Linked DNA regions of Homo sapiens: regions 1 and 3 are each linked to region 2. A link is an interaction called in ENCODE POLR2A ChIA-PET data of the cell type or tissue named here. Cell type or tissue: HepG2. All regions are shown on one strand. Links, peaks and the distances in the headings refer to the core of each region. The heading gives the core; the rest is flanking DNA.

Evidence for each region. Peaks named below come from ENCODE experiments on the same cell type or tissue, not always from the same donor. Only the 100,000 strongest peaks of a DNase experiment are listed, where the experiment ranks them.
Region 1: POLR2A ChIA-PET joins it to region 2 with 7 read pairs; 3 of 35 experiments call an interaction of 5 or more read pairs at or near these places.
Region 3: POLR2A ChIA-PET joins it to region 2 with 7 read pairs; 3 of 35 experiments call an interaction of 5 or more read pairs at or near these places.

Annotation. Positions count from the first base shown.
Region 1 is chr12:92,795,078-92,802,785 of GRCh38, reverse strand. EEA1 (early endosome antigen 1) reads left to right here. Exons shown (of 29, transcript NM_003566.4): 19 at 52-382; 20 at 1,085-1,186; 21 at 3,700-3,894. Among named protein-coding and RNA genes, the nearest start is that of PLEKHG7, 96 kb to the right of the region's middle. In HepG2, for the core only: no CTCF peak of the experiment used is centred there; no DNase peak of the experiment used is centred there.
Region 2 is chr12:93,012,634-93,020,341 of GRCh38, reverse strand. It overlaps LINC02413 (long intergenic non-protein coding RNA 2413), which reads right to left. Exons shown (of 4, transcript XR_945212.3): 4 at 735-931. All of the region lies in intron 3 of LOC643339 (a long non-coding RNA gene), which reads left to right. Among named protein-coding and RNA genes, the nearest start is that of LINC02413, 26 kb to the right of the region's middle. In HepG2, for the core only: a CTCF peak has its summit at 3,225; DNase peaks (open chromatin) are centred at 3,201 and 4,161.
Region 3 is chr12:92,951,034-92,958,741 of GRCh38, reverse strand. It overlaps the pseudogene RNU6-1329P. Among named protein-coding and RNA genes, the nearest start is that of EEA1, 26 kb to the right of the region's middle. In HepG2, for the core only: a CTCF peak has its summit at 4,840 (motif pointing left); a DNase peak (open chromatin) is centred at 1,681.

The sequences.
Region 1 (7,708 bases), core at 1,534-6,533, 220 kb after region 2:
AGAAGTGGTAAATTATGTGTTATTTAAAAAGATTGTTTTTTAAATATTTAGAGTATCCAGTACAAGATTGGATCTACAGAAAAAATCTGAAGCCCTTGAAAGTATCAAGCAAAAGCTTACCAAGCAAGAGGAAGAAAAAAAAATCCTGAAACAAGATTTTGAAACTTTAAGTCAAGAAACAAAGATTCAGCATGAGGAATTGAATAACAGAATTCAAACAACAGTAACAGAACTACAAAAAGTGAAAATGGAGAAAGAAGCTTTAATGACAGAGCTTTCTACAGTAAAGGACAAACTATCAAAAGTTTCTGATTCTTTGAAAAACTCTAAAAGTGAATTTGAAAAGGAGAATCAGAAAGGAAAAGCCGCTATATTAGACTTGGTTAGTAGTTTACATTTACTTTCTTAGGTAGAAGTGATTATTTTATTTAAAATGTACTGATTTTTCTGCTTAATTCACAGTTTGCTTTTCTTTCCACATTTAAATAGTTTAAAGTAGTTCTTATGAGGAAATTAATTGGGATTGCTTAACCTGAGAAGAAGCCCAAGATAATAATGTGTGTGTATGCACCTGTGTGCACGCCATTTTCTAAAGGCCAAGAATATTTTCAGTTGAATATTAGTCTTTCTCATGTGTGTTGTTATGTTCTTTTCTGTTTAGAGAAAACATTTTCTATCTGTACACTTTTCCTATTGTGATCATTTCTTAATTTATTGTTTCCTAAGTTTTCTTGCTTCCATTTTCTTGAAGCCCATTGCTATAAAAGTAGTGTGGCAAGTTAATTATAATGAATTGTGTGACATAAAATGTGATTTCTAAAGTGTTCTAAGATATCATTTTAATGTTTAAAATATGCCATTGTGACTTGGTTGATGATCAAAACCCTTAGTGTTTTGTTGTCCCTCCTCCATTACTTCTGTAATATTTTCCTAGTTTTATCATTGAAATGGATGATCCTGTCTCATCTTAGCTCATCATAATTTTAGTTTATTTCTTCGTGTGTATCTTACTAAGGTTATAAACTAAACTTCTTAAGGTTATTACAAATATTTTTTATGTAATATAGTTTTCATTTTTTTTAAGGAAAAAACTTGCAAAGAATTAAAGCATCAACTTCAAGTGCAGATGGAAAACACACTTAAGGAACAGAAGGAACTGAAAAAGTCACTTGAAAAAGAGAAGGAGGTAAGATTTTTTTTTTGTAACATAAAATCTGTAAAGTATAGTAAGGTCTTTATATTTTCAAATAAATATATAAAGCATGTTTGTTCTTGGGGGCATTTCCACAGATAATTTTTTTTTATAGTTTTAAGAAAAATAAGCATTTTCATACTGATATTTAGGTCATAGGTTCATTTCTCTGAAATGTAACAAATCATGTATATAGTTTAAAATTGTTATTTGTATTTTGCCTACTATTAAAAAGACTTAAGCTAGTTTATAATCAAAGACCCAAATAAAGAAATATTATTAATAAAGGTAGAAAATTGAGTCAGCTAACTACAGGGTTAAGGACCATTTTTATGGTTGAAAAAAAAATCTTAAAAGGCTTTCTATAGAAATGACCTTTATTTCATGGACTCTTTATGGCTCTTTATTTCATGGACATTTATACACATACTAATGTATACTTGATAATGGTTGTAGAACAACCAAAATATTTTTCTGTGGTTAATGCTTCTATTGTTTCCAGCAAAAACAGACAAGCAAATGAGTAAACACATGGGTATAATATATGGTTGTTGCTCTCTGAAGCCATACCTGCTAGCTGCTAGAGTCTAGGTATGCAACTTTCTAGAAAATCTGATTTGATAAAGGAGCAAGACATAGTACTGACAAGTATTTGATGTGATTGTATTCTAGTTGTTGATTGAAAGCAGACTTGTGTTGTAGATGCCAGCCATGTAAGTAGCAAAATTATAATTGCTTCATGCCCAAGTTCTGAATCAAGATTGTTCAAATTTATATCCTGGCTATGCCATTTATTAGCTATGCCATTTCGCCATCTTTTAGACCAAATACTTAATCTCTGTGCTCTAGTTTCTATATGATAGAGTCTATATGAATCTATGTGATAGAGTTATTGTGAGAAATAAATGGGTTAATATCTTTAAAGTACTCAGTACACTGACTATAATAAAGTAAATGCTCATGCTAGTTATTATTTTATCATTGGTTATATCATATATCATCCTTATTGTCATACTCTCTGACTCCTGTTTTGCATAAAAATATTTTGCTATTCATTGTGGAGATAAGCTGAGACGTCTATATATAACACTAACATTTTTTCAAAAGTAACTTTGGATATGGTCAAATGCTTGAATGTAATGCTAGGTTCTTAGTAAAATATGCATAGAACATGAAAACATGACTTTGGTTGGAGGGTGGGAGATAATAGTGGTTTACCTTGGTGACAGAGGAACTTCAGTGTGACTTCTGTATGATGTCTGAATTTGAACAGAAACATATCCTAGTGGATTGTACAAACAAGGTAGTAGTAAAATATGCCCCAGATCTCTAAATGAGGTAACTATTCTACAGTGTATTATTATTATTATTTTAAACAGAGTCTCGCTCTGTCAGCCAAGCTGGAGTGCAGTGGCGCAATCTCGGCTCACTGCAACCTCCACCTCCTAAGTTCAAGCGATTCTCCTGCCTCAGCCTCCCAAGTAGCTGGGATTACAGGTGCCTGCCACCACGCCTGGCTAATTTTTGTATTTTTAGTAGAGACAGGCTTCACCATGTTGCCCAGGCTGGTCTCGAGCTCCTGACCTCAAGTAACCTGCCCGCGTTGGCCTCCAAAAGTGCTGGGATTATAGGCGTGAGCACCTGGCCTGTGCAGTGTAATTTAATGTCATCAGACAGATACTAAATGTATTTTGTCAAAAGTGATTTTGTTTTTATCATAGTTACTATAGAGCTATTCTTTGCGACAACTGTGGCCAATAGGCTTAGTGGCATATGAGAATTTTTTTTTTTAATTATTATTTTTTGAGATGGAGTCTCTTGCTCTGTTGCCCAGGCTGGAGTGCAGTGGCACGATCTCGGCTCACTGCAAGCTCTGCCTCCTGGGTTCACACCATTCTCCTGCCTCAACCTCCCGAGTAGCTGGGACTACAGGCACCTGCCACCACACCCGGCTAATTTTTTTGTATTTTTAGTAGAGATGGGGTTTCACTGTGTTAGCCAGGATGGTCTCGATCTCCTGACCTCGTGATCCTCCCGCCTCAGCCTCCCAAAGTGCTGGGATTACAGGTGTGAGCCACCGTGCCTGGCCGAGAATATTCTTGAAAGACAGTTGACATCCAACAATTTAGACATTGATGTTGACATACCTATTTTCCATAATACAAGAGAATACTAATGTAGATCATTTACAAGCTGTAACTATACAATTATAAGTCAAAAAGAAAGGTAGTGTTAAAAAAAATAATAAAGATTAATCCAGCATGTCACCTAATAGTGAATAGTGTTGGTTATGAAAGCAATATGAGGGCAGGTATCTTTACTAATTATCTGTAGCCAACAGCCTCAGTAATTTCTTCCTAGAGTAGTGCCTGGAGTGTAGTAGTTACTCAGTAAATTGTCTTTTGAATGAACAAATGAAGGCTAAATAGATTTTTTTTTCTAGTTACTCAGTACATCGTCTTTTGAATGAACAAATGAAGGCTAAATAGATTTTTTTTTTCTTTCAGGCTTCTCATCAGTTGAAATTGGAACTCAATTCAATGCAGGAACAACTTATACAGGCCCAGAATACTTTAAAACAAAATGAAAAAGAAGAGCAACAACTTCAGGGGAACATAAATGAGCTAAAGCAATCAAGTGAACAGAAGAAAAAACAAATTGAAGCACTCCAAGGAGAGCTTAAAATTGCTGTTTTACAGAAGGTAGTGATATATTTGTTTACTTTTTATAGGAAGAAAAACTTGGCAATTAAGAAAATAGTATGATGATTAATACAGATGGATAAGTTGCAACATTGAAAAGTTTACATAAGCTAATTTTTTTCTAAGTTTAATATATGAAAGCATTTGACTATATTATCAAATACCTGAGTCTGGATTTCCATTCACTATAACTCTCTTGTCAGATAATTGTTATTTAAAATTATTGTACTAATCATTTGATAGACATGAAACTATCTTATTAAAAATAATATATAACTGGCCGGGCACAGTGGCTCACGCTTGTAATCTCAGCACTCCAAGGCAGGCAGATCACCTGAGGTCAGGAGTTCAAGACCAGCCTGGCCAACATGGTGAAACCCCGTCTCTACTAAAAATACACAAATTAGCTGGGCGTGGTGGTGCATTCCTGTAATCCCAGCTACTCAGGAAGCTGAGGCAGGAGGCAGAGGTTGCAGTGAGCTGAGATCATGCCGCTGCACTTCAGCCTGGGCGACAGAGGTACTCTGTCTCAAAAAAAAATAATAATAATAATAATGTAACACTTAAGGAAATAATTTATGCAACATTCATCGTGTATTAGAAAAATTTAAAGGAATTTAAAATAAATCATTCTTATTAAGGGCTAAGAATAAAAATTACAAAGTGGGATATCTTAAAAACATTCACTAGTGTAAAGCTTCATATAGTTTTAATTATTAATATTTTAAGTTACACTGTAATGGTTTCCATTTCCAAATCTATTCTAATTTATTATTGAGCATATTTTTTATTCTTAAGTGTTTTAATACTTGTCCAGACCAAGAGTTGGTAAAAATGGATTATACTTAATATGAAATATTTGAGCACAATGAGTTCCTTCTCTACTGTTAGTATGTCCATGTTAATTGGTCTATGGAGAAGATAGTAGAATCCCTCCTATGTAGAATAAACTAAATATATCATGCCATTAAGAGTTGGCTTTCATACTGCTAAAGTACAAAGTATATAAATTAAAACAATCAAAAATACACATTTTATGTTGACCACTGTTTTTGTAGCTATTATTATGCTGCTTTACAAAATAGTAGTTCTTTAATAATACAACCAAGAGTAGACAAATGTGTCTATTCTTTTGTTTTTCTTACCATATATAATCAAAAGTCAACATGTAATTATCACAGTGCATACTTTGTTGTATGCTTTCATATCCTGAGGTCATTTTCTTCAAAATATACTAGCCTTGTATCCAAATATTTACAAAATCTTCGTTTTTATAGCATCGTAACTTAGTGAAATAAAAAACACAAGTATTTTTAGCATGTTTTCTTATTTAAAAATTATGAGTTATAATAATATTTCTTTTGGATTTGTGATTAATATATATTGCCTGTACAGTTGACCCTCCATATCTGTAGATTCTGTAACTGCAGTTGGAGTTGAAAATATTTGGGAGAAGAAAAGCAATAAAAAGTAACAGTACAGTATTAAAAAATAATACAAAATTGGCTGGGTGCAGTGGCTCACACCTGTAATCCCAGCACTTTGGGAGGCTGAGGTAGGCAGATTACTTAAGGTCAGGAGTTCGAGACCAGCCTGGCCAACATGGTGAAATCCTGTCTCTACTAAAAATACAAAAATTAGCTGGGCATGGTGGTGTGCACCTGTAGTCCCAGCTACTCCGAAGGCTGAGGCAGGAGACTCGCTTGAACCCCAGAGGCAGAGGTTGCAGTGAGCCAAGATCGTGCCACTGCACTCCAGCTTGGGCAACAGAGTGAGACTCCATCTCAAAAAAGCAAAACAAAACAAAACCAAAACACCCAAAATTTAAAATACAGTAAAACAACTATTTACATAGCATTTACATTGTATTAGGTATTGTAAGTAATCTAGAGATGTTCAAGCCAGGCAGATCTGAATGCAAATTTTGTTTAATTTTGTTAAATTTGGACACACATTAACTTACTGGTCATAGAGAAATGATTCATCTTTCTGAGCTCAATTTAATGGAGTCATAGAGTTGTTGTAAAGATTGAGATAATGTATTTAAAGTTTCTAGTACTGTGACTCATACAATGTGGAAGTAAAATAGTTGTTGGATATTATATGGAAGTATAGCAAACTGTGACCTGAGAATGTCAGTGTATATGGTAGACCATGTAATAATAGGCCATGACAAAGTTATCATTGTCACTGGCCCATGGTGAAGTAGGGAAAACAAGGATAATGTTTAAATGGGTATAGATGTATGTGTGTACACACTTAAATATATATATAAAACATAAAAATATGTATACACACATTATGTCTAGATATGTAGTTTTATATCTATAGCTATAGAGTTATATATATAAGTAGATATCTATAGATATATAGTTTTCCACATTGAAGGTCATAATGCACTTACACATTTTCTGCATATATATATATAAATAAAAAGTAATACTACAGCATTAAAAATACCAAAATTTAAAATACAGTAAAAACAACTATTTACATAGCATTTATATTGTTAATGCTATGTTACCTAATGGTATTGTAAGTAATCTAAAGATGATTTAAAACATTATATATAGCATAAGACTATTCGGGAGTTACTGATCTAGAATCAAGAAAGCATGCTGTTAAGTCAACAATCCCTCACCAACTTTGCTCAAAATCTAATGTGGAAATATAAAGTGAATAGGATATGGCCCCTTATTTTCAAGCAGCTTATAATTTAATGAGAAAGCAAAATGTAAAGCAAAAGAAAACTGTATTATATAATGGAGCAGTTATCAAACTGTTGCATTTATCTGTTTTTTTTTTCATTTAACTTCTTCACTAATGGATTTGAGTTCCTCAAAGACAGAGAATTTTGTCTTTTCTAGCAAATAAGCTCTTAATCATTTTAAAAAAATGAATGAATGAGTTTGTCAAAGGAAAAATATTGAAAGCCCAAACATGAGCCCAAAGAGCTATTATGGCCATTATTGAGACTTCACAGAGAGCTTAGTTAAGAGTCAGAACAATAATTAAAGAGTTAAGAAACCTAGATTTGTGAAAAAATGTTAAAGAAAAGAAGCAGTATTTTAGAAAAGAAAATGTGTAAGTGCATTATGACCGTCAATGTGAAAAAGATATCCAGGAATTCTTCAATGTGAATTGGAAGAAGAACTCTATGAAAGGAGGATGGCATGGGATGTTATCAGATACTGTATAGGGAGATCAGCTCTCTGCTCCCCGATAGGCAGTTAGCACCAATTCCTATCATTCTGTCTCCTAGCTTTCTTGAATCCATCCTTCTCATTTTCCACTGCTACAGCCTTAGTCCAGACTTTCTTTTTCTCTTATCTAGGCTGTTAATATAGCCTAATAAATGTTCCGGGCCCTCCAGTCTATTTGTCATTCAATCACTTGTTTCAGAAATATTACTAGGCACTTATTTTATGCCATGGCACAATTCTAGGTGCTGAAGACGACACAGCTGCGAATAAAACAGACATGGGACCTGTTCTTGTGGAGCTTATACTTTAGTGCGTAGAGAAACTAAACAGAGAGGTATGAAAGATAGTGATGGGACATAATTCTACTGAAGGTTGGGTGATCAAAGAAGCTTTGCTGAAGAGATTTGAGTTGATGTTGGTATTTTCTAAAAACAGATGACCAATATGGTTAAATTTGGTTCTGAGGGAGAAGGTAACATGAGATGAGCTCAGATAATTAGACAGGGGCCAGATCATTTATATGCAAATTAGATTATGAGATAACAGAATGGTATATTTTATTCTAAGGGCAATTGGACTCTATTGGAGAATTTAGAACAGAGAATGGTGGG
Region 2 (7,708 bases), core at 1,759-6,758:
AGTTATCTGCAAGGTGTCCCTGTTCCCTAGTCCCTCCCAGACAGGCCACCCCACATCTTTTGCCTCTCTTTTGTTCTTGAAGTTCCGCAGTCACTCCCTGTGCAGAGGTAGCCTGGGTACTCTGCTGCTAGCTTTCATTTGCCCATATCCAGAGCTGGGCTGTGATAGAGACCCCTGCAGTATGGGAGCCTGGCTGACTGTTGGACTTTGTGGCTGCTGATCCTGCCTTGTTTCTTGGGCTTGGAGCCAGGGCTGACCTTGGACAAAGTACTAAGCAGGCTAACTTTGTTCTCAGACCCGCACATCCCTCTTCACACTTGGGCGACAGCACTGCATTGGACAAATGGGGGACTGACTCTCCCACTACACTTCCTAGCTGTGTGACCTTGAGCAAATGACTTAAAATCTTGACACCTCAGCTTCCTGAGCTCTTAAAGCTGGTACTGGTGCCTAGCTCAAAAGGTGACTGTGAGGGCCAAATAACACAATACATATATGCTTGGCATACTGTAATCCTTCAATCTATTTTAAGTTTTATTGTTAGTTTTATTAGTTTTAGTCTTACTAAGATGCAAATGACTGGCAAGGCGTGGATGTGTTCCTCCTGGGCTGTGGGAAGCCTGGTGTACAGGAGCCTAGTGTTCCTCCCGGAGGAGAGACAGTGACAGCAAGGCACACACACCTCAGCATGGCTCTGCACTGTCTGCTCACCTACATGCATAGAAGAACTCTTCTGGAATAGAAGACCCTTTATTTCTTTGTGAAAACAGCTTGTGCTGCTGAGGCAAATAACAGAAAATAATGAGCTCTGGAAAGTGATGGTTCTTAGGAAATCCTCAGCAATTTGGGATAAACGGGAGAGTGGAACATGAAGCTGGGCAGTGCCCAAGATCGATGCAGTGAATGAGTCCATAAGTCCATCACACACGTTCTGCGGAGAAAGGAAAACATGGTGTATGAAATGTTTTAGTAAGTACTAAACATTTACTAAACAGCTAGCACAAAAACTGCTTATCACGTGAGGCATAAAACTGTAGTAGAAGTTGGAAATGCACAAGTGGTGTGAGACCGTACAGAAAGCATGAATCTTGATGGAACTGAGACATGGGAGAAAGCAAGGGGCCCGGCTGATCATTGCATTTTCACAGGCTGAGGGATTGGTGTAAGATGTCCGATATATTCCTGTCCAAAGTCAAGTGTTGGCTTTACTCTGTTGGTGTGTGTCTGCCTCTCCATTGGCCAATGGCCTGCTTGAAGAGAGGGTTCTGTCTTCATCACTCTTCTCTCTCTTTCAAACTAGCTCTGTGTCTGGCACTTGGTAAGTGTCACCTAGGTGTTTAGTGAGTGAATAATTGAGTGAATCCATCTCAGGAGCCAGGTTCCAAGGTCTAAGCAGGTCTAGCATATAGGAAGCTTGTGCTAAGACAGTCAGCTAGGACCCGTAGGTGTCTGCCTAAGGACAGGATGGGTGGAGGCATAGGTGGGTAGGAAAGAGGCCAGCCTCCTCCAGGGCATTCCAGTTATGAAGTGTGAAGGTCTGCAGGGACTTTGAACTCAGCATTGCAAAAGTTTACCGGTTCCATTGATGAAGATACAGGAAAAGGTAGGCTGAGATCCTGGTAGAGCCACTCAGGAGGTTAAAAAGACCATGGTTTTGAGGGAAGCATGGAGCCAAAATGGTGTCAAACCTCTTAGATCTCAGAAGGAACCCAACCTTGAAGATTAAGTTATCTGTGTCTAGAGAACATCATACCTTGGGCTGGGTGCAGTAACTCACCCCTGTAATCTCAGCACTTTGGGAGGCCAAGGTGAGAGTATGGGTTGAGCCGAGGAGTTTGAGACCAGCCTGGGCAACATATTGAGACCCCAGCTCTACTAAAAAAAAAAAAGTTAGCATGGTGGTACATGCCTGTAGTCTCAGCTATGCAGGAGGCTGAGGTGGGAAGATAGCTTGAGCCCAGGAGCTACAGGCTGCAGTGAGCCATAATCGCACTACTGCTCTCCAGCTTGAGTGACTTTTGGAGATCTTGTCTCCAAAAATTAGTTAGTTAATTAAGTATATAAAACTAAAAAAATAAAATTCTACTTTGTTTGAGGCACCTCAGGATCTTACCCGGATACAATAGCAATCATTTTTTGAGCACTTTTATGCCAGACATTGTGCTAAGTGTTTTGTCTACTTTATCTAATTTAATTTTCATAACAGCTTCAAAGATAAGTACCATGATTCCCATTTTAAAGATGGGAACTGAGGCTTAGTAAAGTTAAGCAACCAATAAATTATAGATCAGAGATGCAAAGCCACACTGCATGACTACAATATCTCATGCCATTGACCACCAAGAAAAACTCCTACCTTTATTTTATTTGTAGGTTAGGGTGTGTGAATATGTGTGTAGACTTAAAATATCTACCCTCGTTTTATGATTCTTCTACAAATGTTGCTTCTAGAACTCCTTGGCTATACCCTTAAATTTCTAGACTAGAGAGACACAGATGGACTTTATGGTGGTACCCAGGATCTCTATCTCCTGAAGTTTCTGCCCTCTTGAGTGTAGGCAGGACCTGTGACTTGCCTGTAACCAGTGGAATATGGCAAAGGTAATGGGGTGTCATTCCCAAGATCATGTTTGTTCATGTAGAACTCTGTTTTCTTAGTAGACCCAGGTAGAGTCTCTCTCTCTCTCTCTCTTTCTCTCTCTGTTGCTGACTTTGAAGAATTGAGTTGCCATGAACCCTACAATGGCAAAGAAATAAATTCAACAACCTGAGGGAGTATGCACAGAGATCTTTACCTGGTCAAGCCTCTGATGAGAACCCAACCTTGACCAACACCTTGATTGCCACCAGGTGAGACCCTAAGGACAGAACCCAGCAGAGCTGTGTTCAGGCTCCTGACTCAAAGAGCATGTGAGATAATAAGCATGTGTTGCTTTAAGCTGTTAAGCGTGTGGTAGTTTGTCACACAGCATAGAAAACAAATACACAGACCATTACCTGAAAAACAAAAACAAAAACAAAAAACCTTGCTGTGTGATGATTGGAGAGACACTGGGTTCAGAGGATGGGGCAAAGCTGCTCTTATTTTTTTCCATTGGTGGAAATTAGTCTATGAGAATCCTCCTCCTTTGTGAGCAACAAGAAGGCCTTTGTTAAAAAAAAAAAAAAAAAAAAAAAAAAGCCTATCTCCCTTTGTTCTCCAGCCAGCCTCTCTCTCTCGGGTGTCCTCTAGAGTCCTAGCTCTCAAGCTCTCAGTGGAGCTGGGCAGTGGGGAATAATGTCATAGTCCCTTCAGGCTGTTATCACAAAATGCCATAGACTGGGTAGATTATAAACACAGAAATTTATTTCTCACAGTTCTGGAGGCTGGGAAGTCCAAAATTAAGGTATTGACAGATTTAGTGTCTGGTGAGGGCCTGCTTCCTCATAGCCAGTCGTTTTCTCACTGTAACCTCACATGCTAGAAGAAGCAGGGGATCTCTCTGAGGCCTGTTATATGGGGCACTAATCCCATGATGAAGGTTCCACCCTCCGGACTTCATCTAACTCTAACGACCTCCCAGAGGCCCCATTCCTAATATCATCACCTTGGGAATTAGAACTCCAACATATGAATTTCAGGGGAATGCATATTCAGTCCATTGCAGAGGGTTCAAGTCCCTTCCATTATGCCCAATGGAGGGGAAATAAAAATGGTATGGCTTCAGGGTGAAGTATCTACAGGATAAACATATCTTTCCATATCCTGATTAATTCTAATCATATATTCTCTGTATTATGATGCCTGATGTTCCTGGGGTTTTTTTTTTGTTTTTTTTTTTTTTTGCCATGTTACCAAAGACTCCCTTCTATTATTTTAGTTGGTATAAAACAGGGTCTAATTAAGTTGTTAGTTCATTACCTCACCTCCGGGAAAGAGGGAAAAGAATAAAATTTCACTGGGCCTCACCTCTTATCAGAAAAAGGTTTTATATCACTGAGAATAGGGAAACTGCAGGTTAAAGGCTAAATTCCTTTGGTTGTAATGTAATACCAAAGCTGTTCTTTTTTTTTAAGGATCAAATAAAGCCTGTACTTAAACAAATTGTGTGTGCAAATACAATCGCTGTCCCTCTTGCTGTGACATGTTTGTGCTGGCTGAAGCTTGAAGTATTCTACCACTGAAGCTCACAGGGGTTTGGGTGGAGAGCTGATCCTGGGCAAAGAGGGCAGGTGACTTATTGATTGCATGAAAATTCCCTCCCTGCAAGCAAAACAATAGCATCACTGCCATTCGTGCCTCAGCTTCATGGTGGGGCGGTAGGAGAATGTGTGTTTTGCCTGCTTTGTTGCAAGGAGGAAAGGGAGGGTTGCTCTGTCCTGGTTGAGGAGGCAAAGGTGGCATTCCTGTATTTTTGTTGGATCCCTTTGCATGAACAACCTCACCTGTCAAAACATGGTGAGAAATAGAAGTAGAACAAAGAAGAGAGAAGCAGGAACCAGTGAGAAGACAGATTGAACTGAGCCAGGACCTTAAAATACAAGCTGTAAAATGTCCGATTGCATTTTATTTTACAGCTGCTTGAACTTACCATTTTTGGCTAACGTGTATGTGTGTATTTATATATTTGTCTATATAACTAACCATGAAATTGTTATGTCTAGGCCAATGGATTTTTTTATTTTTATTTTTTAGAGACAGGGTCTTGTTCTGTCACCCCAACTGGAGTGCAGTGACATGATCATAGCTCACTGTAACCTCCAACTCCGGGACTCAAGCAATTCTCCATCCTCAGCCTCCAGAATAGCTGGGACTATAGCAGTGAGCCACTGCTCCCAGCAACAATGGATATTTTTTAATATTATCGTGTGTGTAGATATAATCATAAATATATAATTTCTGGACAACAAGTATCAAACATATTAATTTGCTTTGTGTAATGCCTTTCACCACCTAACAATAGCTAGTGATTTCCAGCTTTTTAAGACACAGCTTTATAAATGAAGTGCTTAGGCAGTGGAGTGGCTCAGGCCTATAATCCTAGCACTTTGGGAGGTTGAGATAGGCAGATCGCCTGAGGTCAGGAGTTTGAGGCCAGCCTGGCCAACGTAGTGAAACCCAATCTCTACTAAAAATACAAAAAATTAGCTGTGTGGTGGCGCATGCCTGTAATCCCAGCTGCTTGGGAGGCTGAGGCAGGATAATCACTGGAACTGGGGAGCCGGAGGCTGCAGTGAGCCGAGATCATGCCACTGCAATCCAGCCTGGGCAACAGAGCGAGACCCTGTCTCAAAACAAATAAACAAATAAATAAATAAGCAAAGTGCTTTCACATAATTATCTCAGTTAGAGGCCTGAACATCAGCTCACCCTCTTTTTCTCTGAGGACTCTTAGAACTTCCACTCTTGACTTTCAGGCCCAGTCTAACAACGACGTATCCCTCAGAATTTCATGATAACCAAGGGCAGCTCTGTCACTTGGGCTCTGCTCTCCAGTGTGACTCAAAGCCTTCTTCCTATTCCTGGTATTTCTGAGTTCCTGAAACTGCCCTCCTGCCTCTTGTCCTGGGATCATCTCATGCAGCATTTTCTCCAAATATTCCTTTCACCTGTTTGCTCTAACGGACATTGGAAGACTTCTGAGGCCATTTCCTTCCCCACTGCCTCTTCAAGGACAGGATAGTTTTTTGTTTTGTTTTGTTTTTTCTTTCTCATCCCCCTTGCACCCTAAGGCCAAGAAGTAGAAAAAGCATCCCCCTGGCTCCTCACTGTTGACTGCAAAGCATTTCTCTCCCTCCCTCCTGACACTGTCTCCTCTTGCTCCTTTCCCCCCATCTTGGACCAGTCATCTCCTTGACCTCCGCTCATTCCTGCTCATTCAAAAACACTTGAGCCCCTGACCAATGTGCTTTCTCTCCACCCACTCCTGCATCATTCTCTGACCTCAGCTTTCACAGGCTGCCTCTCTACACCCTGATATCTCAGTTCCTTAACTTCTTTACCCCACTCCACCTCATCTCAGCCAGTCACCCCCTTGGCCACTACTGGGCTTTTTATTTACACCACCAGTACCTGCTTTCTTTCTGAAATTTCCAACTACTATCTATTTCTTAGTCTTTGGCTGACTGGCTTTGTAGTTACTTTTTTTTTTTTTTTTTTTTTTGAGATGGAGTCTCGCTCTGTCACCCAGGCTGGAGTGCAGTGGTGCAATCTCGGCTCACTGCAACCTCCGCCTCCCTGGTTCAAGCGATTCTCCTGCCTCAGCCTCCTTAGTAGCTGGGATTACAGGTGCGCACCACCATGCCTGGCTAGTTTTTGTATTTTCAGTAGAGATGGGGTTTTCCCATGTTGGCCAGGCTGGTCTCGAACTCCTGACCTCAGGTGATCCACCCACCTTGGCCTCCCAAAGTGCTGGGATTACAGGCATGAGCCACCAAGCCCAGCCCGTAGCTACATTTATTTTACCTTAAGCATGGACTCTGACACTTAAGAATTATCTGTTAGCCTTCTATCTTTACTTATTATTTATTTTTTGGAGGCAGGGTCTCCCTCTGTTGCCTAGGCTGGAATGTGGTGGCATGATCACAGCTCACTGCAGCCTCTGCCTCGGATCCTCCCACCTCAGCCTCCAGAGTAGCTGGGACCACAGTACTCTGCACCATCACACTAGGCTAATTTTTTGTTTTGTATAGATGGGGTCTCACTTTGATGCCCAGGTTGGTCTTGAACTTCTGGGCTTGAGGGATCCCCCCGACTTGGCCTCCCAAAGTGCTAGGATTACAAGCATGAGCCATTACACCTGGCCCCATCTTCATTTTCTTCCCATCTGGTTTAGAGTTCATTTCCATTGATATCACTTCCTTAAAATTATTCTTGGCTCATTAGATATTCATAGACAAAAATAAATCTTCATCTAAATCTCATACCTTATACAAAAATTAACTGATTATGAATTATAGAGGTAAATGTAAAATGCAAAACTATGAAGCTTTTGGAAGATAACATAGAAGAGTCTTTGGGACCTTGGGCTTGGTAAAGTGTTCTTGAATGTGATACCAAAAGCACAAACCGTTAGAAAAATAATAAATTGGACTTTATCAAAAATTTAAAAGTTTTACTCTGCAAAAGACCCTGTTGAAGATAAAAAGACAAGCTAAAGACTGGGAGAAATATTTGCAAATCACACATCTGACAAAGGACTAGTATCTGGAATATATAAAGAACTCTGAACCTCAACATTAAAAAGAATCTAGTTGAAAGTTGGCAAAAGACATCCAGAGAGTTCACCAGAGAGGATACAAAGATGGCAAACAAGCATTTGAAGATATGTTCAATATCACTAGCCATTAAGGGAAATGCAAATTAAGACCATTACTATACACATATTAGAACAGTTGAAATGAAAACTAATGACAACATATTGATATAAATAAATTGTCAAATAAATAAATAGATGGAGGAGAATAGACAAATCTTCCATGTAAATGAATTTCAAACAATTTATGAGGGTACTGTACCCTGAAGGAGGTGGAACATAGCTTCCCATTCTTTAAGTGACTTCCTTCTGAAGAGTAGTGTGGAAAGAGGGAAAAGTAACTTCACAATGAAGAAATGTGACAAACACTATTTCAACCAGTTGAGCAAGGTTGATATCAATAGTGATGTTCTATTGATACTATGTAACCTTGATAGAATATGATGAGAATTCTATCAAGAATTCTTTTTTAT
Region 3 (7,708 bases), core at 1,534-6,533, 61 kb after region 2:
TGGGCATACAAGAAAGCCTGTTCAATGAGGATTCCAAAATGAATATGAACTCAATTTATATGGAGTGAATATTTTAGGGGCAAGAAATTAAAATGATCAATGTGATCAGTGCAATATAGTCATATAAAATACCAGAGGGGACCAGGCACGGTGGCTCACATCTGTAATCCCAGCAGTTTGGCAGGCCAAGGCGGGTGGATCACCAGAGGTCGGGAGTTCGAGACCAGCTTGACCAACATGGTGAAACCCCATCTGTACTAAAAATACAAAATTAGCCAAGTATGGTGGCACACACTTGTAATCCCAGCTACTTGGGAGGCTGAGGCAGGAAAATCGCTTGAACCCGGGAGGCAGAGGTTGCAGTGAGCCGAGATCATGCATTGCACTCTAGCCTGGGTGACAGAGTAAGACTCTGTCTCAAAAAATAAAATAGGCCGGGTGCAGTGGCTCATGCCTGTAATCCCAGCACTCTGGGAGGCTGAGGCGGGCAGATCACCTGAGGTCGGGAGTTCGAGACCAGCCTGGCCAGCATGGTGAAACCCTGTCTCTATTAAAAATACAAAAATTAGACAGGTGTGGTGGCAGGCACCTGTAATCCCAGCTACTCTGGAAGCTGAGACAGGAGAATTGCTTGAACCCAGGAGGCGGAGGTTGCAGTGGGCAGAGATCATGCCATTGCACTCCAGCCTGGGCAGCAGAGTGAGACTGTCTCAAAAGAATAAACAAACAAACAATAAATAAATAAAAAAAATATAAAACAAAATAAAATACCATAGGAACACCCTGAAGAGAAGGGTTACTTTGGCCATGAGGCAATTTCTCATCTCCTTCCATGTCCTTGTAGATTACTTCAAGGGACTGAAATGAAGGAAGGGTGACAGCACCACATGGCAAATTCACAGCAGGTTGAACGATATTCCCATGCAATGGAGGGAGAAGGGGGAGGGCAATTCAAGGGATGCAGCCTCTATGTGAGCCCCACAAGACCATGGCTGTGACCCTCTCTGCAGCATCTGTATCCAAGACTCAAGACTTACACAAAGATTAACTCTGCTGCATGTGACACAGAATTGAGAATGACTGAAGTACTGTCTTGCCCTGAAATTCTATTTCTACAAGTTTGCTTTAAACATGCATTCTACGTTGTATTTCTTAATGGAACATTTCCTTTCTATTAATTACCATGTCTTTGTGTTTAAATACATTTGTAACTATATTCAAGCGACTTGGTAAATGGAGTTTCCAAGAGAACAAAGCAATGACTTGATTGTCAGGCCTCTGAGCCCCCATCATATCCCCTGTGACCTGCACTTATAAATCCAGATGGCCTGAAGCAACTGAAAAACCACAAAATAATGAAAATAGCCAGTTCCTGCCTTAACTGATGACATTGTGATTTGTTCCTGCCCCACCCTGACTGATCAGTTAGCCTTGTGACATTCCTTCTCCTGGACATTAAGTCTCCGGAGCTCTCCACCGAGCACCTTGTGACCCCCACCCCTGCCTGCAAGAGAACAACCCCCTTTAACTGTAATTTTCCACTACCTACCCAAATCCTATAAAACTGCCCCACCCCTATCTCCCTTTGCTGACTCTTTTTGGACTCAGCCCACTTGCATCCAAGTGAAATAAACAGCCTTGTTGCTCACACAAAGCCTGTTAGTGGACTCTCTTCACACAGAGGGGCATGACATTGATATTCTGGAATGTTAAATATGTTACAAAGTAAATTCATGATGCCAGAGTTAAAAACAAAAACATGACGGGGCTTGGTGGCTCACGCCTGTAATCCCAGCACTTTGGGAGGCCGAGGCAGGCAGATTGCCTGAGGTCAGGAGTTCGAGTCCAGCCTGGCTAACATGGTGAAACCCCATCTCTACTAAAAATACAAAAATTAGCTGGGCGTGGTGGTGGGTTCCTGTAATCCCAGCTACTCAGGAGGGTGAGGCAGGAGAATCACTTGAACCCAGAAGATGGAGGTTGCAGTGAGCCAAGATCGCACCACTGCACTCCAGTCTGGGTGATAGGGCAAGACTCTGTCTCAAAAGAAAAAAAAAAAAAAAAAAACCCAAAAACATATAAACTCTTAACATTCCTTTTTCAAACACAAGCTGTGCTGTCATCCTTTCGATTATTACCATAACATAATTTTAATTAAACTCTTACTTTTATTTCATTTATGTGACTAGGCCTAAAATCAACATTTTAACCACACCATGAAAAAATCATTAGCAATTTATACTCACTCAGTGGTTGAAATGAAGTAGTGAAAACCATTTTGCTTTTCCTCCCTCTCTCCCTTTCTTTCTCCCTCCTTTCCTTTCCCCCCTTTTCCTCTTTTATTCCTCCTTCCTTTCTTCCACAAACATTCATCCTTTTATGAGCCTGAAGCTTTTCTAAGTGCACACATTTGGAAGATATAATACTTAGATTCAAGCATACTTAACCAGCCATGTCCAGAATAAGTTTAATGTGATGCAATTGACCTATTGTAATATCCATCCACACGTCTCACATGTTTTTAAACTCTTATTTTGGCCCATTCATCTTTGAATACTGACTCACCACCATGCAGTTCTTGATTAGATTATTGTTCACCTCTACTCTGAGAGCAAAATAAGAGTGTGCTCAGCTGACTGTAGTGAGTCAGTGGACCCTCTTTTCATTTCCTAATTCCAGTTCTACTTCAGGATTGAATAAGCAATTATCTACACAGCAATTGTAATTAAACCCATTAATTAAAAAAATACACATAGACCTTAACACATCAATTAAAATGGTATAGGTTGTGTCTAACAAAGATGTGAATCAAACAAGTAAATATTTCTATGTACAAAGGCTAAAATAGAAAACAAGACTGAGTATGTTTAACATAGCTGATCTATCACTGTGGACCTGCTTCCATGTCTTCTGCTGTTTTTAGAAATGATTTTTTTTTCTTTTTCTTTTTCTTTTTTTGAGATGGAGTTTCACTCTTGTTGCCCAGGCTGGAGTGCAATGGCACAATCATGACTCCCTGCAACCTATGTCTCCCAGGTTCAAGTGATTCTCCTGCCTTAGCCTCTCGAGTAGCTGGGATTACAGGTGCATGCCACCACGCCCAGCTAATTTTGTATTTTTAGTAGAGATGGAGTTCCTTCATGTTGGTCAGGCTGGTCTCAAACTCTCGACCTCAGGTGATCTGCCTGCCTCGGCCTCCCAAAGTGCTGGGATTACAGGCATGAGCCACCACGCTCTGCCAGAAATTATTTTCTTTTGTTGCTTTTGTTGTTGTTAATATTTGGTAGGCCGCCCAGGTCTTCTAAAATACGGACAAAAGATAAGAATTTGTTAGCTCTTGTATATGATGTTTATTAACATCCCAATGACACATGAAAACATGTCCTGAAGGGTATCATTTATATTTGAGTTTCTCTTGGCTGGGTGCAGTGGCTCACAACTATAATCCCAGCACTTTGGGAGGCTGAGGCAGGAGGATCACTTGAGCTCAGGAGTTCGAGACCAGCCTGGGCAACATGGTGAAATCTCCATCTCTAGTAAAAATACAAAAATTAGCTGGGCATGGTGGTGTCCATCTGTAGTCCAGCTCCTTGGAAGACTGAGGTGGGAGGATTTCTTGAGCCTGGGAGGTTGAGGCTTCAGTGAGCAGTGATCATGCCACTGCACTCCAGCCTGGGTGACAGAACAAGACCCTGTCTCAAAAAAAAAAAAAAAATTATAGTTTCTTTAAGTCATTCATTTTAAAATAAACTAGAAAATTCTGTATGTTTAGCTAAGCTACTTTATAAAATGAAGTCAAGGGGTAAATCTTAACAAACTTGTCTGAATATAGATTAGGACTTTCCTGTTTATTTTTAGGATAATCCTCAGTGGTGCTGACAATGGGTGGGAAGTAGCCCCCATTTTGAAAAGGGTATCTGCACACATGTGCACAGGCCTTACTATGACACAGTCATTCTTTCTCGTCCAGGAATTGTCACTCCCAAAATCCTATAGCGGAGAAGGCTGGTGTTTCATTAAGACAGGTGCATCTTTGGGGGGACTTCACAAAAAGAGAGAACACACTGGCATTTATTCCCTGTTCCACATGGGATGGAGCCAAGTGAAGGGGGACAGTAAGAGCACCCCTTAGAGAATCGAGGGGCTAGCCAGAAACAGGTGAGGGACTTTTACTCCTTGGCCAGATGCCTGCTGGGCTGGAGGAGTGTGTAGGCCTGCCCAGTGCTACTACAGGACTGAAAGGCAATTAAGTTTTGGGGAGAACCTGACAAGGGTCTGATAGAGGCAGGAGGCAGGCAAATGCCTAGGCAGATAGGGGCAGGTCCCTGGTGAAACCCAACCTTCAAGACAGAAACTGTCCTGGGTAAATACTCAGATGGGATTGAGAACCCACCTTCCTGTTTGGTGCACTTTCCTTTGATTGATCCCCACTCTTCACCTATTTTACATATACCTACCTTTTCCTAATTGGTTTTCTACACTGTTGTGCCCACCTTTGAGTGGTGTCTTTGCTATGACCATTTTTGGATACTCACAAACCAATCAGCACACACTCCCTATTCTGAGCCCATAAAAAGCCCCAGGCTCAGCCATATCGGGGAACTTTCCTGTCTTCGGGTAGGAGAACTACCCCCACCTCCTGCCGTGTCCCCTCTTTTTGCTGAAAGCTTTCCTTTCACTTAATAAATTCTACTCCACTCACTGTTTGATGTTTGTGTGCCTAATTCTTCCTGGTCGTGAGACAAGAACCCAGACTTAGCTGAGCTAAGGAGCAAAAATCCTGCATCAGGTCTCCTGGAGTTTGAGGGGGTATAGAGGAACTAGAGTGACCTCTAGTGACAGGGCAAGTACACAGGGTTGCTGTGGCAGCAATTACACCACCATTGTTTGACTGGGCAAGAATGCATAAGGTTATCCATGAACCACGGGGACACTGTGGAGACTGTTCACCAGATGGAGTAAAAGGACAGATCATGTACCATTTCCTCAATGCTGGTCCTGCCTGTCAGCTGTCATAGAAGACAGGGGAGGAATAGGGATGAGAAGAGAGGACAGGAGATTTAAATTGGATGAGAAATTAAAGTTTAATATAGACTGAACTAGAATTTTCCATAGCTGAAAATGAGACTCTTCTCACATCTGAGAATGGCCCCAAAGCTAAGAGATCTCCCTGAAATGTCATCTGGGGCAAAGAAGGGAGATCTGCTTGCTTGAAGGTAGCAGTAGATAAGAAAAAGTAGTTTACTGATTATAATAACCAATTCAGCACATTCAATAAATTAGTTACACAGTTTATTTTAAAAGTAAGCTACTGTACCACCTATGGTCTAACCTTGCATATATATATAAAACCCACAAAGAAAAAATAAAAACAAATTAAAAAAAAAACTTGAACCTGAATTTAGACTAGCCTCTTCAACAAACTACCAGCTTACTGGAAGTATAGGTGATGGAAAAACCCATTAATGACACCAGGAGAAAACTGTCAGCCCAATTCTGAATGTAAGAAATTCAACAGGACAAACAGCCTTACTTCTTCAATGAACACATAGCAGGTTACAAAGTTAATTCATGATCCCAGAGTTAAAAGCATTAGAAAAGCGAGGAAACACAAGGGAAGGGGAACTGTCATACATTAAAAGAGACTTTAAAAAAAGTTTGTTTTTTTTTTGAGACAGAGTCTCGCTCTGTCGCCCAGTCTGGAGTGCAGTGGTGCGATCTCAGCTAACTACAAGCTCCGCCTCCCGGGTTCACGCTATTCTCCTGCCTCAGCCTCCCGAGTAGCTGGAACTTCAAGCACACGCCGCCACACCCGGCTAATTTTTTGTACTTTTTTTTTTTAGTAGAGATGGGGTTTCACCGTGTGAACCAGGCTGGTCTCAATCTCCTGACCTTGTGATCTGCCCACCTCGGCCTCCCAAAGTGCTGGGATTACTGGCGTGAGCCACCAAGCGTAGACTAAAAAAAATTTTTTTTAATTTTAATTAATGAATTTATTTATTTTGGAACGCTTCACGAATTTGCATGTCATCCTTGAGCAGGGGCCATGCTAATCTTCTCTGTATCGTTCCAATTTTGGTATATGTGCTGCTGACGCAAGCAAAAAACGGACTTAAGAGAATATGTAAAATATGTAATGTCTGCACTGTGTTTGAATTTTTATTTGAACAGCCATAAAAATACTCTTGAGACAATCAAGAAAAGTTAAACTTGGACTGGATGTTAAATATGATTCTTTGGAGGCATGACAATGTTATTGTTATGTTTCTTTTTTCAAGTTCTTAGGCATTAGGGAAGCATACTGAAATATTTACACGTAGAGAAATTTGATGACTGGGATTTGTTTTAAAATACTCCATGATAAAAGAAAAAATTGTGAGAATTTAGGGGGTAAGGGAAGATTCATAAAAAAAGAATGGCAGGGTGTAAATAATTATTGAAGCTGGGCAATAGGTACATATGGCTTTGTTACATTTTTCTTTCTATTTTCACATGTGAAATTTTCCATAATGAAAGGTTTAAAGGCCAGGAACCATGGCTCATGCCTGTAATCCCAGAAATTTGGGAGGCTGAGGTGGACAGATTGCTGGAACTCAAGAGTTTCAAGACCAGCCCGGGCAACATGGTGAAACCCCATCTCTACAAAAAATACAAAAATTAGACAGGTGTGGTGGCACATGCCTGTAGTCCCAACTACTTGGGAGGTTGAGGTGGCAGGATTTCTTGAGCCCAGGAGGGTGAGGCTGCAGAGAGCCATGATCACAGCACTGTACTCCAGCCTGGGCAAGAGAGTAAGACTCTGTCTAGATATCAGATACCTTGATTTTATTTTTTTAAGGTGTGAATGTAATATGGCATAATGAAGTTAACCTCAGTTTTGAATACTGGCTACATCTTTTATCAGCTATATGACTTAGGAAAGTCACTTAACCCTTACAACCTCCATTTTCCCTATTGCCAAATAAGAATTATGATTCCTCTTGGCCGGGCATGGTCGCTCATGCCTGTAATCCCAGCACTTTGGGAGGCCGAGGTGGGCAGATCGCTTCAGATCAGGAGTTTGAGAGCAGACTGGCCAACATGGTGAAACCCCATTTCTACTAAAAATACAAAATTAGCTGGGCATGGTGGTGCATGCCTGTAATCCCAGCTACCCGGGAGGCTGAAGCAGGAGAATGACTTGAACCCGGGAGCAGAGGTTGCAGTGAGCCAGATGGTGCCACTGCACTCCAGCCTGGGTGACAGAGTAAAACTGTGTCTCAAATAATAATAATAATAATAATTCCTCTTGTTGCAATAAAGATTTAATGAAGCAGGGCATGGTGACTCACATCTGTAATCCCAACACTTTGAGAGGCTGAGGTGGGCAAATCATTTGAGGTCAGGAGTTCAAGATCAGCTTGGCCAACATGGTGAAGCCCCGTCTCTACTAAAAATACAAAACTTAGGCAGTGTGGTGACACATGCCTGTAATCCCAGCTACTTGAGAGGCTGAGGCAGGAGAATCTCTTGAACCTAGCAGGCGGAAATTGCAGCAAGCTGAGATTGCACCACTGCATTCCAGCCTAGGCGACAGAGATTCTGTCTCAAAGAAAAAGATTTAATGAAATAATGTGTGTAAAAGGTTTCGCAAAGCACCTGGCAGAGTAAACCTAAGTATTAGCCTAATCAGATTTAATTTTCATTTCTCACTATGTTCTCATTTAGT